Regions from separate parts of the Homo sapiens genome. Here region 2 is linked to region 1. Evidence: read pairs that join two places in POLR2A ChIA-PET (ENCODE). Cell type or tissue: GM12878. All regions are shown on one strand.

What was found. ChIA-PET counts read pairs that join two places held together with the same protein. Peaks named below come from ENCODE experiments on the same cell type or tissue, not always from the same donor. Only the 100,000 strongest peaks of a DNase experiment are listed, where the experiment ranks them.
Region 2: POLR2A ChIA-PET joins it to region 1 with 7 read pairs; 1 of 35 experiments calls an interaction of 5 or more read pairs at or near these places.

What each region holds. Positions count from the first base shown.
Region 1 is chr17:74,653,786-74,661,785 of GRCh38, forward strand. No RefSeq gene overlaps it. Among named protein-coding and RNA genes, the nearest start is that of RAB37-AS1, 20 kb to the right of the region's middle. In GM12878, a CTCF peak has its summit at 3,823 (motif pointing right); a DNase peak (open chromatin) is centred at 3,826; H3K27me3 peaks cover 178 bases.
Region 2 is chr17:75,245,909-75,253,908 of GRCh38, forward strand. GGA3 (golgi associated, gamma adaptin ear containing, ARF binding protein 3) reads right to left here. Exons shown (of 17, transcript NM_138619.4): 2 at 804-888; 3 at 601-676. Among named protein-coding and RNA genes, the nearest start is that of GGA3, 12 kb to the right of the region's middle. RefSeq lists enhancers at 4,617-4,716, 4,727-4,836 and a silencer at 5,160-5,454. In GM12878, no CTCF peak of the experiment used is centred here; a DNase peak (open chromatin) is centred at 4,393; H3K4me3 peaks cover 1,835 bases; H3K27ac peaks cover 3,324 bases.

The sequences.
Region 1 (8,000 bases):
ATACATTATTATTATCTCTATTTTACGGATGAGGTAATTGACACAGAGAAGTTGCAGTGACAGAGCCAGTAAGGGATGAATCTAGATTCAAACCTAAGTCGTCTGGCTCTAGAGGGAAACACTGTAAACAATATAAATAGATGTTATTCCTGGTGGTAGCACTGGAATATGTTGCACAGTTTTAGGAGACCCCATGGCAGATGGCACCATGCTGTGCTCTGGAGGTGACACTGGGGTCATTAACACCATCTTCTACATGAACGTGCAATGTGGCGGTCTAGGTCATGTCCTTCCTCCTCCCCTAATAAGTCTAGACTCTCTTCTTAATTCTGTCCAGTGCTCTCCTCCTGCGCAACTAAAGTTCTTCTTCATCTCATTTGGGAAACTAAAGCCCTTTCTGAATGGTTTTCCAGGGCACGTTGATTGATGCCATCAGTTCAGGAGTTCCTGAACTTGTCTTCATGTCAGAGTCACCCTTAGAACCTTATAATAATGCAAACCCCCAAGCCTCACCCCAGGATACTCTGAATAAGAAAGTCTGGGCTCGGCTCAGTGGCTCACACCTGTAATCCCAGCACTTTGGGAGGCTGAGGCGGGTGGATCACGAGGTCAAGAGATGGAGACCATCCTGGCCAACATGGTGAAACCCCATCTCTACTAAAAATACAAAAACTTAGCTGGGTGTGGTGGCAGGTGCCTGTAGTCCCAACTACTCGGGAGGCTGAGGCAGGAGGATGACTTGAACCTGGGAGGTGGAGGTTGCAGTGAGCTAAGATCATGCCACTGCACTCCAGCCTGGGCGACAGAGCGAGACTCTGTCTCAAAGAAAAAAAGAAAGTTTGGGGAAATCTGTATTTTTGATCCCTGATATTTGAAGTCTGTAAAGGAAAATAGTAGTATATTCATTATTATGTTCAATTAATATTAATATGCTGAATCTGATATTGAATCTCCTCTGCAGTGTCCCACCCTGGTGACACTCAGCCTTTGTACAGTGCTCACACTAGTCCCAGGTCTGCAACAGCAGCTCACATTGACTGAGTATCCCAGGCACCGGGACAAGGATGGATGGATGATCTCATCAAATCCACCCAAAATCCCTCAGGGCTCAGTGCAATTACCCCCAACCACAGGGAAACAGACTCCAAACGTTAAGTGTGTGCCTCAGGTCATAAGCTAGTAAGTGAAGTGCTCTGGTGCATGTGGGCCTGGTGTGCTGACTTCAAAGTGAGCATGATCACCTGCCGTGCAGTCCTGCTCCTGGGCTGCAGCACCTCCTCCCAGCCGTGCTTTGACCTCTCCTCATTTCTTATACATTATTCCTTTTTTTTTTTTTTTCGACAAAGTCTCACTCTGTCTACCAGGCTGGGGTGCAGTGGTGCAATCTCAGCTCACTACAACCTTCACCTCCCGGGCTCAAGCGATTCTCCTACCTCAGCCTCCTGAGTAGCTGGGACTACAGGTGCCTGCCACCATGCCTGGCTAATTTTTGTATTTTTAGTAGAGACAGGGTTTCACCATGGTGGCCAGGCTGGTCTCGAACTCCTGGCCTCAAGTGATCTGCCTGTCTTGGCCTCCCAAAGTGTTGGGATTACAGGCGTGAGCCGCCGCACTGGCCTCCATTTTTAAAATATGAAAACTGCAACTCAAAGAAGTCAAGAAAGTGGTCCAAGTCAAATAACTTACAAGTGGCTCAGGTAGACCTTGAAACACATTTGTCTGAGCCAAAATCCCAGTTTCCTCTCCATAAGTCACACGGCTTTCCTGCAGAGCCCCGCAGCCTCACGACCCAACCATATGTGACCTCAGCATAGGCAACACATGCAGCTGACCTTAAATAAATGCTTCTGGCCGGATGCGGTGGCTCACACCTGTAATCCTAGCACTATGGGAGGCAGAGGCGAGCGAATTGCCTGAGCTCGGCAGTTTGAGACGAGCCTGGGCAAAGTGGCAAAACCCCGACTCTACTAAAAATACAAAAAAAAAAAATTGGCTGGGTGTGGTGGTGCACACCTGTAGTCCCAGCTACTTGGGAGGCTGAGGTGGGAGGATTGCTTGAACCCAGGAGGTGGTGGTTGTTGCAATGAGCTGAGATCACGCCACTGCACTCCAGCCTGGGCGACGGAGCGAGACTCTGTCTCTAAATAAATAAATTAACTACCGCTTCTCACATGGGAAGATGAAGAGAAACTCTTGCACACAGACAACAGGAGACATGTATGTGAAAGTTCCCTGCAGTGCTGGTCACAGCAGATAAAAACCAGGCACAGCACACATGCCCTTCAGTGGAAGAATAGATGAAAGAAATGTGGGCTATTCACTCAGCAGAACGTTATGCAGCAGCCAAAACAACAGACATGCCACAATACAGAAGAATCTAAGCAACGTAATCTTAAATCAAAAAAGCAACCAGCCAGGCACATTGGCTCACACCTGTAATCCCAGCATTTAGGGAGGCAGAGGCAGGAGGATTGCTTGAGCCCAGGGGTTCGAGACCATCCTGGACAACATAGCAAGACCCCATCTCTACAAAAAGAAAGAAAAGGCCCGGTGTAGTGGCTCATGCCTGTAATCCTAGCACTTTGGGAGGCCAAGGCAGGTGGATCACCTGAGGTCAGGAGTTCAAGACCAGCATGGCCAATATGGTGAAACCTCATCTCTACTAAAAACATAAAAATTAGCCAGGCATGGTGGCACATGCCTGTAGTTCCAGCTTCTCAGGAGGCTGAGGCAGGAGCATCGCTTGAACCTGGGTGGCAGAGGTTGCAGTGAGCTGAGATTGTACCACTGCACTCCAGCCTGGACAGCAAAGTGAGACTCCATCTCAAAAAGAAAAAAAAAAAACTAACATTTTTTAAATGCATCTTTAGGAATGCATATAGATGCAATAAAACTACCTAAAAATGAAAGCAAAGGATTGATGGACAGAGGAATCAGGATGATTCTCAATTTGGGGAGTGAAGTGGGATGAGTATATGGTTAAATGTAGGTTATTGCCAAGGCCCTAGCTTTTGCTTTGGGTTTACAGAGCCTTATTACATTGGAATAAACCAATGAATGAAAGTGGACTGTCCACGGGTGAATGATGAGTGTCTCAGAATTCCATTATGATGATTGACCCAATTCTGAGCACCCTGAGGTCCAATTTAAAGAAAAGCTAGGTTAACCGATGAAGAAATGATTTGGCATGATGCATTATCAGCTCTTGGAAGGAGGGATTGAATTTTCTTCCTAGTTTTGATCCTCAGCTATGTGCCTTGAGGAAAACAATCACGAACGACAGCACAAAAGAGCCCAGAGAGAATACGTGAACTTGAACCCACTGATCACTGCGAGCAGGGCAGGTTGTTTAAGAGGGGATTCCATGGCCAAGTGAAGTGTGACTTCAGCAAACGCTCTCAAAACTATGATGCCTCCCACACAGAGAGCACACATGTGTGCATGCGCACACACCAGCCGCTGCTATGGAAGAAAAACACCTGTAACACCCACAGTCCAGGAGAAAACCTGAAGAGCAAATGCTTCTGCAAAGGTGACATGTGCATTTAAAATCACAGTATGATGCAAATGACATATCTTCTCTCCTAAAAGTATATTTCTCACATGGAAAAAGGGCTATGCCACATGAGAGAGAGGAAATAGAGCAGAAAGAGTGGCTGAGAGAAGTCCAGGTAAATTTTGCTGGCTTTTTATAATTCGACTGGCCCTCCCTGAAGACTGGGCAATAGAATTTCCTCCTCCCTGGGGCTGTTGAGCTTGTCAATTCTCTGATGACACAGTCACCAAGTTCTGAGACCCTGCTGGAGACAAATGTCCACAAGGAGGAGGCAGCGAGCTGCAAAGAGCCTGGCACTCAGTGAAGGAGCCTGCCTAGACGCAGCTTCTCCCACAGCCTGCAGCTGCTGTTCTCTGTGCTACAGGAGAGCACTACCGCGCTGATGACCATTAGAAGGACCACACGCTGAAGTCCCAGCTACTTGGGAGGCTGAGGTGGGAGGATCACTTGAGCCTAAGATGTCGAGGCTGCAGTGAGCTGTGATCACTCCACTGCACACCAGCCTGAGCAACAGAGACTCAATCTCAAAAAAACAAAAACAAAAACCAAGAAGGACCACAAACTCCCGGAGTCCTAGCCCATGGGGATAGTCGGATAGTCTCTTTCTCTTTCTCTCTGTCTTTTTTCTTTTTCCTTTTTTTTTTTTTTGAGATCGAGTCTCGCTCTGTCACCCAGGCTGGAGTGCAATGGCACGATCTCAGCTCACTGCAACCTCCACCTCCCAGGCTCAAGCAATTCTCCTGCCTCAGCCTCCCGAGTAGCTGGAATTACAGGTGCCCACCACTATGCCTCGCTAATTTTTTGTATTTTTAGTAGAGACGGGGTTTCACCATGATGGCCAGGCTGGTCTTGAACTCCTGACCTCAGGTGATCTGCCCACCTCAGCCTCCCAAAGTGCTGGGATTACAGGCATGAGTCACCGCGACCGGCTCCATGGGGGTGGTCTTAATGCCACAGGTTCCAGGTAAGAGTGGCTATTGTATGTCCCAGGAATGAGGGTGTTGGGGCAGATATGGCGATGTCACTGAGCACTTTCTGTACACTTCTGGAGAGGCAGACCCCCTTGGCGTCTCCTCCTCCTGATCCTGACTGAGTGGCAGGATAGGTTGGAACTTAGCGTCAAGAAAGTTCAGTGTGCCAGAGAGTTTTTCCAACTATGGAGCTAAAAGCACCAAACAAACCTCCACAGTCCCTTCCTGAGCCACAGTTCTCGGCTGATGATTCTATAAGCAGAAGGCAGCTGCAGGATGGCGGAAAGCGTATCAACGTGGGGCCAGACCACTAGGGACTGAATCTTGGTTCTGTCTGCCGTCTGCAGGATCCTGGTGATGAACTTAATGTCCCAGACTCTCACTTTCATCATCTATAAAATGGGAAGAATTATAGCCTCCTCCAGGGGAGTATTGGATAAGATTAAGTAGATAATACATGCAAAAGAGTCGATGACATCATGCGACACATTGGTGTCACAATAAAGGTTCACTTGTTCATCATGCATCCTTGTATCTCCCGGAAAGCACCCAATGGAGAAGGCAAACGACATGGCAGCAGAAGTCTGGCATCATGGGCAGGGCCTGGGCGGCCTTACAGAGGCTCTCTCTTATTAGAGGCTGCTTCTCAATGGTCAAAAAGGTGGCTCCTTGGGATGCTGGGACAGGAGAAGTTATCACTGGGGGACTTTTCTAGGGAAGGAAACGTTTGTGCCTAGTGGCCACTTCCTGGGTGAAGCCCTCCCCGAGTCCCACCTTCCTCCTCACCTCCAGGCAGAGCAAGCGGTCATCCTCTCCTCCAGACTTCTGGCACGCTCATGTTATTCACAATGACAGCTCCCATATTGAGCACTCAGTATATACCAGGCACTGGGCTTAGCACTTACCATGCATTCTTTCTTTCTTTCTTTTTTTTTTCTTTTTTCTTTTTTTTTTTTTTTTTGAGACAGGGTCTTGCTCTGTCGCCCAGGCTGGAGTGCAATAGAGCAATCTCGGCTCACTGAAGCCCCTGCCTCCCGGCTGAGGCGATTCTCATGCCTTAGCCACCCAAGTAGCTGGGATGACAAATGCTCACCACCACACCCGGCTCATTTTTGTATTTTTAGGAGAGACGAGGTTTCACCATGTTGGCCAGGCTGGTCTCGAACCCTGGACCTCAAGTGATCCACCTGCCTTGGCCTCCCAAGGTGCTGGGATTACAGGCTTGAGCCACCCAGGCCCGGCCGCATTCTTTCATTTAATCCTCATAATGACACTTTGAAAGAGGAAAGTGAAGATTAGCAACATGAAATAATAGACAAAGCTGCACAGATAACACACAGTGGAGTCAGGATGCAGACCCGGGTCTGCTGGGTCCAAGCTTGAGCTTTCAGCCACTGCACTACAATGCCTCCCTCATGCACCATCATGACCCTTATCCCATGATATGATCTTTCTGCACCTGTTAGTCACAAGCGGTAGACTGTCGGCTGTTTAGAGTCAGGAACTGTAGCTCTTTTGTCTATTTATCCTGAGTGCCTAGCACAGTACCTGGCTAAGAATGAATGAAAGGAAGGAAGAATAAATGAACAGATCTTCTCCAAAGCCCCAAGGAAGGAGACAGCACCATTGTTCCTCCTAGGTCAATACAACTCAAAACCTCCATTCCCATCCAAGCATGCCAGAGGGGGAGGGGATAGGTGGCTGCATATGGAGGCTGCCCCTTCCCTGCAGTGCACCCCTCACCCATTCCAACAGCCCAGAGCTTAGTCATGGGAGAAACGTTGCAGTGAACCGAGATTGCGCCACTGCATGGGCAACCAAGCAAGACTCTGTCTCAAAAAAAGAAAAAAGAAAGACGACAATATTATTGTATTATATTGTATTCTTTCTAAGATTACAATGTAATATATTGTATTTAATATATTGTATCTAAGAATAAATATTATATACTGTAAGAAAAAGAAAGTTATCTAAATACAAAGAAGCCATCCTATATAATATTATTTATTAATATATAATATCTTATTCTCAAATACAATATTGTTCAGCCTTAGAAAGAAATTAAATTCTGACACATGCTACAACATGGATGAACCTTGAGAACATTAAGCTAAGTGAAATTAGCTAGTCACGAGAAGAAAAATGCTGTGTGATTCCACTCTTATGAGATACCTATATTAGCCAAATGCATATAGACACAGAGAGTAGAAAAGTGGTTGCCAGAGGCTGGGTGGAAGGGGAATGAGGAGTTGTTGTTTCATGGGTATAGAGCATTAGTTTCACAAAACAAAAAGAGTTCTGGAGATGAGTTGTAAGACAATGTAAATGCACTTAACACTACTGAACTGTACACTTAAAAATGGTTAAAATGGTATATTTTTTATTACGTATATTTTACCACAATTTTAAAAAATTTAAAAGAGAACAAATATATATATATATATATATATATATATATATATATATATATATATATATATATATAGTTGTTGTTGTTGTTGTTTTGAGACAGAGTCTCTCTGTCTCCCAGGCTAGAGTGCAGTGGCATGACCTCGGCTCACTGCAACCTCCACCTCCCAGGTTCAAGCAATTCTCCTGCCCCAGCCTCCCAAGTAGTTGTAATTACAGGCACATGCCACCACACTCGGTTAATTTTTGTGTTTTTAGTAGGGACAGGGTTTCACCATGTTGGCCAGGCTGGTCTCGAACTCCTGACCTCAAGGGATCCACCCGCCTCAGCCTCCCAAAGTGCTGGGATTAGGCATGAGCCACCACACCTGGGCAACAAAAATATAATTCTTGGAAACTGAAAAGAATTTTGCTAAAAAGTAATGCATTGTAAGTATTTTAAAGATGACAGTAGGGAAATATCCTAGTTCATAGAGCAGAAAAGACAAAGAGATGGAAAATGATCATATCTGACTACTTGGGAACTTCAGAAAATACAGTAACAATTAAGGGGAGAAAAAAATTAAATCAAGAGAATTTCCCAGAGAGGAAAGGAGACACACATCTTCAAATTGAAAGGGTAGACTGAGTACCCAGCACAATAGATATAAATAGGCATATGGTTATATAAATTCATGCAGAATATCAGAAACCCATAGATTAAGAAAAGATTTTAGAGGGCGGGCACAGTGGCTCATGCCTGTAATCCCAGGACTTTGGGAGGCTGAGGTAGATGGATCACCTGAGGTCAGGAGTTCAAGACAGACCATCCTGGCTAACAGGATGAAACCCCGTCTCTACTAAAAATATAAAAATTAGCCGGGCGCAGTGGCATGTGTCTGTAATCCCAGGTACTTGGGAGGCTGAGGCAGGAGAATCGCTTGAACCTGGGAGGCAGAAGTTGCAGTGAGCCGAGGTCACACCACTGCACTCCGGCAAAGACAGAGAAGAAAGAAAGAGAGAGAGGGGGAGGGAGAGAGGGAGGGAGGAAGGAGGGAAGAAATGAAGGAAGGAAGGAAGGAGGG
Region 2 (8,000 bases), 590 kb after region 1:
CCAGGACCTGAATGCAGTCAGGCTAGAGCCCCGGATTCCTCAGATCTCGGCTGCTCTTTGTTTTCGGAGCATGTGGAGGCACTGAGGGCCAGGCACCATTCCACACCTTAAATTCCCTCAGTCTGAACAGACACCAGGATCTGCCCTAGGGGCCTCAGCCATCAGTGCGACACCTTCGCTAGTGACTGGCATTGTTTAACTACAGAATGAACTGGACCGACCCCTCTTTTCTTCAGCTGGCCAGCTCTGAACTATCAACACAGCCCTGTCAGCATCTCTTCACCAAGCCTTCTCTTGCGCCACATGGGGCTCAGGGCCCTGACTCTGGGCTGCTTTCCTTAGCCCCTCTGCCTCACACACTAACCATGTGGCCATGCTGGCAGGGACGGCACTGCAGTCACCTCTGAGGCCTCAGGGCCTGGCACAATGCACACAGATTTGTGGAACAGCTGGCTGAACAGATTCGAGATCTATCTAGTCTGTATCAAGGACTTTCTGTTGGCTTTTGGCAGGAGCCCTAAGAACCGCTATGGGGACACGAGGAATGGCGTGGGCAGGTGAAGGGCTGCGGTTTCCACCTCCGGAGAGTGAAGGACCTACCGTCAGGGCCTGGAGCGCCTCCCATTCCTGTGGGGACTGGATCTTGTGGGCCAGCAGTCGGACGGCGATCTGTGGCCTGGGGGACAAGCAGAACACACTCCAGTGCACTAAGCCTGGGGCTACCTGGCTGGCCCTCCTTGGCCATGGTTGTTCCCCTTCCCAGTCCGCTCCCTCTCAGCTGCCCCCACAGTGCTGAGACTCACCCTTCCAGCTCCTTGTTGATCTGATCACAGAAGCCAATTATGTATTCCCAGTCCTCCTGGCGGTTGGAAGGATTGGTGGCTTTATCTTGCAACACAACAAAGAAGAGGACAAGTGTTAGGAAGAGCAATGAGGATGCAATGGAAGGTTTTCTTCGCAAGTTTTAAGCACTAAGAGTTTGCTTTCAACTTTACTCTCTAATAGAGAAGCCTCAGTAGAACAGTCAGTAGCAAGGAGACAGAAAAAAAAAAAATTCAGTCGGAGAGCAAATACAAATACTGCTTTCTGTCCAGTATTTTGAAAGTCACAAATAAAAGAGAAAACAAATTCTGTCTCATGAAGCTTAGAGTGGAATCAAGGTCAAAAGGACAAACACAAATAATTAAAATATTCCCAAAAAAATGCCTACATGAAACATGTAAAGATAATAAAGGGAACTCCAGCTATATAAAAATGAGCTCAGTGTTAAGCAAGTGGAGATGGTCAAGAAGGGTTTTTGGGGAAACTGAAATCAGACTGAACTAGATAAAAAAATACATATTTGTAACCACAAATTTTTTTTTTTTTTTTGACATGGAGTCTCGCTCTTGTTGCCCAGGCTGTAGTACAGTGGCACGATCTCGGCTCATTGCAGCCTCTGCCTCCCGGGTTCAAGTGATTCTCCTGCCTCAGCCTCCCAAGTAGCTGGGACTACAGGTGCATACCACCATGCCCAACTAATTTTGTATTTTTGGTAGAGACGGGGTTTCTCCATGTTGGTCAGGCTGGTCTCAAACTCCCGACCTCAGGTGATCGGCCCGCCTTGGCCTCCCAAAGTGCTGGGATTACAGGCGTGAGTCACCGCGCCCAGCGAATATTTTCCACATACCTGTCAAAAGGTTTTTCCAGACCTAGCCTTCCATAATGCTTTAAGTGTTTTTGAAATTGCACATAATGCTCATCATTGTCAAGCCAACAACATTTACTTAGCCCCTACTAAGCCCTGGTCACCGTGCAACTTGCCTGGGATTGCAGCTTGAGTATCTAGCACCCCCAGGCTCTAATGGCCTTCCATGGTCAAGCACAAACACAAGTACTAGAGTTCTCAGAGGGCCCCTGGGATTTAAAATCCAGGCACCAAATGCAAAGTTCTGATATTTGGCATGGGCTCTCCTCAGTTACCTTCCCAAACCTGTGATTACACTGAAGAGCCCAGCTGAGGGTGGTTACATGGGTTCCCATCTCTGATTCAGGTCCAGAGCCTCCCTCTTCAGAAAGCACTCTCCAGCTGTTTGCTAAATTTAGGGCTTTGGGTTCTGAAGACAAATGGAAGGCTGAAGACGCACACCCCTTAAAACACTCCTGCTCCCTCCCCAGATCTCTATGAGGGCCCAAAGCAGGGTGTCAGAGCCCCTCCCGACAAGGCCCTCTCTGTCATTACTTTCTGAATTCTGATTTCTCATAATTGTATTTTGTTAACTTTAAAAATCACCAGCTACGGGGCCGGGCGTGGTGGCTCACGCCTGTAATCCCAGCACTTTGGGAGGCCGAGGCGGGCGGATCACGAGGTCAGGAGATCGAGACCATCCTGGTTAACACGGTGAAACCCCCTCTCTACTAAAAATACAAAAAGTTAGCTGGGCAAGGTGGCGGGCGCCTGTAGTCCCAGCTACTCGGTAGGCTGAGGCAGGAGAATGGCGCGAACCCGGGGGGTGGAGTCTGCAGTGAGCTGAGATCGCACCACTGCATTCCAGCCTGGGCGACAGCGAGACTCCGTCTCAAAAAAAAAAAAAAAAAAAAAAAAAATCACCAGCTGGGCCGGGTGCAGTGGCTCACGCCTGTAATCCCAACACTTTGGGAGGCCGAGGCAGGCGGATCACCTGAGGTCAGGAGTTCAAGACCAGCCTGACCAACATGGAGAAACCCCATCACTACTAAAAATACAGAATTAGCTGGGCATGGTGGCACATGCCTGTAGTCCCAGCTACTCAGGAGGCTGAGGCAGGAAAATCGCTTGAACCTGGGAGGCAGAGGTTGCCTTGAGCCGAGATCGTGCCATTGCACTCCAGCCTGGGCAACAAGTGAAAACTCTGTCTAAAAAAAAAACAAAAACAAAAACAAAAAAAACAAAACAAAAAAAAAAAAACTCACCAGCTGGATGAACACATCATAACAGAGACTCCAGCTCCTTCACTGGCAACAGGGCTGCAGGGATCTGAGTAGCGACAGCTGCCAGGCAGAGGGAAGGCCCGTGGCACCCAGTGTATCACCCTGCTTCCCAGGTCGGGGCTCGGCCTCCCCGGCAGTGTTTCTGTTGTGGCTGCAAGGGGAAGATTCTGATGGTTTAGGTTCATATTTATTTATTTATTTATTTTGAGATTGAGTCTCGCTGTGTCACCCAGGCTGGAGTGCAGTGGCGCGATCTAGGCTCACTGCAACCTCCACCTCCCAGGTTCGAGCTATTCTCCTGCCTCAGCCTCCCGAGTAGCTGGGATTATAGGCATGCGCCACTATGCCTGGCTACTTTTTGTATTTTTAGTAGAGATGGGGTTTCGCCATGGTGGCCAGGCCTCCTGACCTCAGGTAAGGAGGTCAAGACCAGCCCTGGCCTCCCAAAGTGCTGGGATTACAGGCGGGAGCCACCGCACCCCGCCTAGGTTCCTCTTTAGAAGAAAAAGAAGGTGTCTGTCTTCAATCTTGAAAGAGAATTAACAGGTCCTTCAAAATCTGGAGCTTGAAAGGAGGGGAGTTAAATGTAATCAAGGGTAGCCATTTGGAAAGAAATGTCTGGCAATCCTGCATTACTGTATGGTAGCCTACCAGCTATCACATTCCAAATGCCAAGTCTCTCCCACCAATTGTCTGAAATTTCCTCAGGCATTAGCGTAGCTCTGTTACTAATTCCTATCAGGTGCTTAAAGTTCTCACATAACACCAAAAGTCTACAGGGTACAAAAATTGAATGGTCTGAGAAGCAATCCCCATCCCCCAGGGCTATTATTTTGGGAACAGTCATACACCTTGTGACAGAAGAAAAACTGGCCCACTCACTTTCACTTTTTGCACGGGGAAAAGCATCTTCTGAGTACAGAGTAAAATGTGGATCCCCCCAACCCCCGAAGCAACTGGTATTCACCATACGTTATCTTCTTCCCAAGTCTATTAGACTTCCAACAGCATTTCTACTTCCAAGAACACTCCTGCCCACTTTTCACTTGTATTAATTTCTCTAGAATCTCACTTTCTTCCACCTTGATAGACCTTTTTATGGCAAATCCACAGGGAGCTCTTTGCCTACTCACGGGCACAAAAAGCCCTAGTTTCTGCAATGGTCAGTTCCATGTCTATCTCCTCCAGCTCTCTGGGCAGCTCAGAAAGCAGAGCTCACCCGCCCACAGGAACGGGAAGGAACCTCTGGGGATAATTCTGGGTGACTTGATCTTTCCATCTGCCTACTGCCTCCCCAGCAGATGCACACAGCCTCCCACCCACTCAACATTTCCTTCACCTGGCATAGAGGTGACACCCGAGCTTCCCCTATAGACCTTGCCTTCCCGAACCGCCCCTCCGGGCTCTGCTCTGACTCATGGTTTCTGTCTATTTTCGAGTCTCTGTTGAAAGCCTCATCTGTTTCTGTGTCTCTGGATTTCCTGCTTTCATTTTTCAGCTTCACTCCATCGCTAGCCTACTCTCGTGGGACTTAAAACGTCATGTGGGGATGGAAACAGCAGCATTGGGTACCCCATTCCAGCACGGCTCAAACATTCCAGAGAAAACAAGATCTACATAGCAGGCTGGATGCGGTGGCTCACGCCCGTAATCTCAGCACTTTGGGAGGCCAAGGCAGGTGGATCATTTGAGGTCAGGAGTTCAAGACCAGCCTGTTCAACATGGTGAAATCCTGTCTCTACTAAAAATACTAAAATTAGCTAGGCACGGTAGCACACACCTGTAATCTCAGCTACTTGAAGGCTGAGGCTGGAGAACTGCTTGAACCCAGGAGGCAGAGGTTGCAGTGAGCCATGATTGTACCACTGCACTCCAGCCTGGGCAACAGAGTGAGACTCCATCTCCAAAAAAAAAAAAAAAAAAAATTATATACATATGGTCTGGGCACGGTGGCTCACGCCTGTAATCCCAGCACTTTGGGAGGCCGAGGCAGGCGGATCACCTGCGTGAGGTTAGGAGTTCGAGACCAGCCTGACCAACATGGTGAAACCCCATCTCTACTAAAAACACAAAATTAGCTGGGCATGGTTCCGCGCACCTGTGATCCCAGCTACTCAGGAGGCTAAGGCAGGAGAACCACTTGAACCCAGGAGGCAGAGGCTGCAGTGAGCTGAGATCAGGCCATTGCACTCCAGCCTGGGCCACAGAGTGAGGCTCCATCTCCAAAAAGAAAAATCTACGTAACAAATGACTTACAAACAAGCAGAAGCAAGAACATGGGCTGGAAAGGGAATAAAGGTCAACCTTCACTAGGGTCCTGAATGGAAACACAAACTTAGTCAATCACCAAGTCTTTGTTAAGCACCCGCAGACAATGAAGTAAACAGCATGTCAGCATGCCAGACCCTGGAGGGACTACAGAAAAAGTTCCAGACACAGATTTTACCCTCAAGGAGGCTGTGCTCTCCTGGTTCAATACATGAAAAAAAAAAAAAATCAGTTCAAAAAACAAGACAGTAGATAATTGGGCTAATTTGGTACAGAAATGAGTGTAAAAACAAATGTATGGCCCAGGCACGGTGGCTCACACCCGCAATCCCAGCATTTTGAGAGGCTGAGGTGGGTGGATCGCGAGGTCAGGAGTTCAAGACCAGCCTGGCTAAGATAGTGAAACCCTGTCTCTACTAAAACTACAAAAATTAGCCAGGCGAAGTGGCAGGCGCCTGTAATCCCAGCTACTTGGGAGGCTGAGGCAGGAGAATCGCTTTAACCCAGGCGGCAGAGGTTGCAATGAGCTGAGATTGTGCCACTGCACTCTAGCCTGGGCGACTAGAGTGAGACTCCTTCTCAAAAAAAAAAAAAAAAAAAAAAGCATCACTTCTTTTTCCTGACTTCCCCATTTCTTTTTCTTCTTCCTTTTTTTTTCTTTTTTGAGACAGGGTCTCACTCTGTCACTCAGGCAAGAGTGCAGTGGTGCGATCATGGCTTCACTGTAGCCTCAACTTCCCAGGCTCAGATGATTCTTCTACCTCAGCCTAGCTGGGACCACAGACACTCACATCACACCTAGCTAATTTTTTGTACTTTTGGTAGAGACAGAATTTTGCCATGTTGCTCAGGCTGGTCTTGAACTCCTAGGCTCAAGCAATCTGCCTGCCTTTAACTCCCAAGGTGCTAGGATTACAGGTGTGAGTCCCAGTGCCTGGCGTCTTTCGTTTTTTTTTTTCTTTTTTGTTGTTTGAGACGGGGTCTCACTCTGTCACCCAGGTTGGAGTGCAGTGGCTCTTACAGCTCACTGCAGTCTCTGCCTCCCAGGCTCAAGTGATCCTCCCACCTCAACCTCCTGAGTAGCTGGGACCACCCACAGGCGTGTGCTTGTTCTTTTTTTAGAGATGGGGGTCTCACTCTATTGCCCCGGGCTGCAGTAGGCGATCATGGCTCACTGTAGCCTCCAACTCCTGGGCTCAGGCGATGCTCCCACCTCAGCCTCCTGAGTAGCTGGGACCACAGGAATGAGCCACTGCATGTGGTCTATTAAGTCACTATTCCTATAAATGCTGCACCTTCCAAAAGTCCCCTATTCCCCCACCTCTTTTTTGACTCCTTCTTCCCTCTCTCCTCATCCATTCCTCTCAGTCTTGTGGTCCTTTCCTTCTCAATGTCTTCTTAAATCCCTTCCTTCCTTATCCCTACCCTCCACTCCTTCTCACCTGCTTCTAGAACTTCTGTTCTAATCCATCCTAATCCTATGTAAAGTCCCTATTGTCAGGCCTCTGAGCCCAAGCCAAGCCATGGCATCCCCTATGACTTGCACGTATACATCCAGATGGCCTGAAGTAACTGAAGATCCACAAAAGATGTAAAAATAGCCTTACCTGATGACATTCCAGCATTGTGATTTGTTTCTGCCCCACCCTAACTGATCAATGTACTTTGTAATCTCCCCCACCCTTAAGAAGGTTCTTCGTAATTCTCCCCACCCTTGAGAATGTACTTTGTGAGATCCATCCCTGCCCGCAAAACATTGCTCTTAACTTCACCGCCTATCCCAAAACCTATAAGAACTAATGATAATCCACCACACCATTTGCTGACTCTCTTTTCGGACTCAGCCCGCCTGCATCCAGGTGAAATAAACAGCCATGTTGCTCACACAAAGCCTGTTTGGTGGTCTCTTCACATGGACGCGCATGAAATTTGGTGCCATGACTCGGATCGCGGGACCTCCCTTGGGAGATCAATCCCCTGTCCTCCTGTTCTTTGCTCCGTGAAAAAGATCCACCTACGACCTCAGGTCCTCAGACCCACCAGCCCAAGGAACATCTCACCAATTTTAAATCAGGTAGGCGGCCTCTTCTTACTCTCTTCTCCAACCTCTCTCACTATCCCTCAACCACTTTCTCCTTTCCACTCTTCAATCTCTCCCTTCTCTTAATTTCAATTCCTTTCATTTTCTGGTAGAGACAAACGAGACACGTTTTATCCGTGGACCCAAAACTCTGGCGCTGGTCACAGACTGGGAAGGCAGCCTTTCCTTGGTGTTTAATCATTGCAGGGACACCTCTCTGATTATTCACTCACGTTTCAAAGGTGTCAGACCACTCAGGGACGCCTGCCTTGGTCCTTCACCCTTAGCGGCAAGTCCTGCTTTTCTGGGGGAGGGGCAAGTACCACAACCCCTTCTCTCCGTGTCTCTACCCCTTCTCTGCATTTCTGGGGGAGGGGCAAGTACCCCTCAACCCCTTCTCCTTCACCCTTAGCGGTAAGTCCCGCTTTTCTAGGGGGCAAGAACCCCCAATCCCTTATTTCCGCACCCCGACCTCTTATCTGTGTGCCCCAATCCCTTATTTCCACACCCTGACCCCTTTCCTGCTTTTCTGGAGGGTAAGAACCCTCGAACCCCTTCCCTCCGTGTCTCTACTCTCTCTTTTCTCTGGGCTTGCCTCCTTTACTATGGGCAACCTTCCAGCCTCCATTCCTCCTTCTCCCTTAGCCTGTGTTCTCAAGAACTTAAAACCTCGTCAACTCGCACCTGACCTAAAACCTAAATG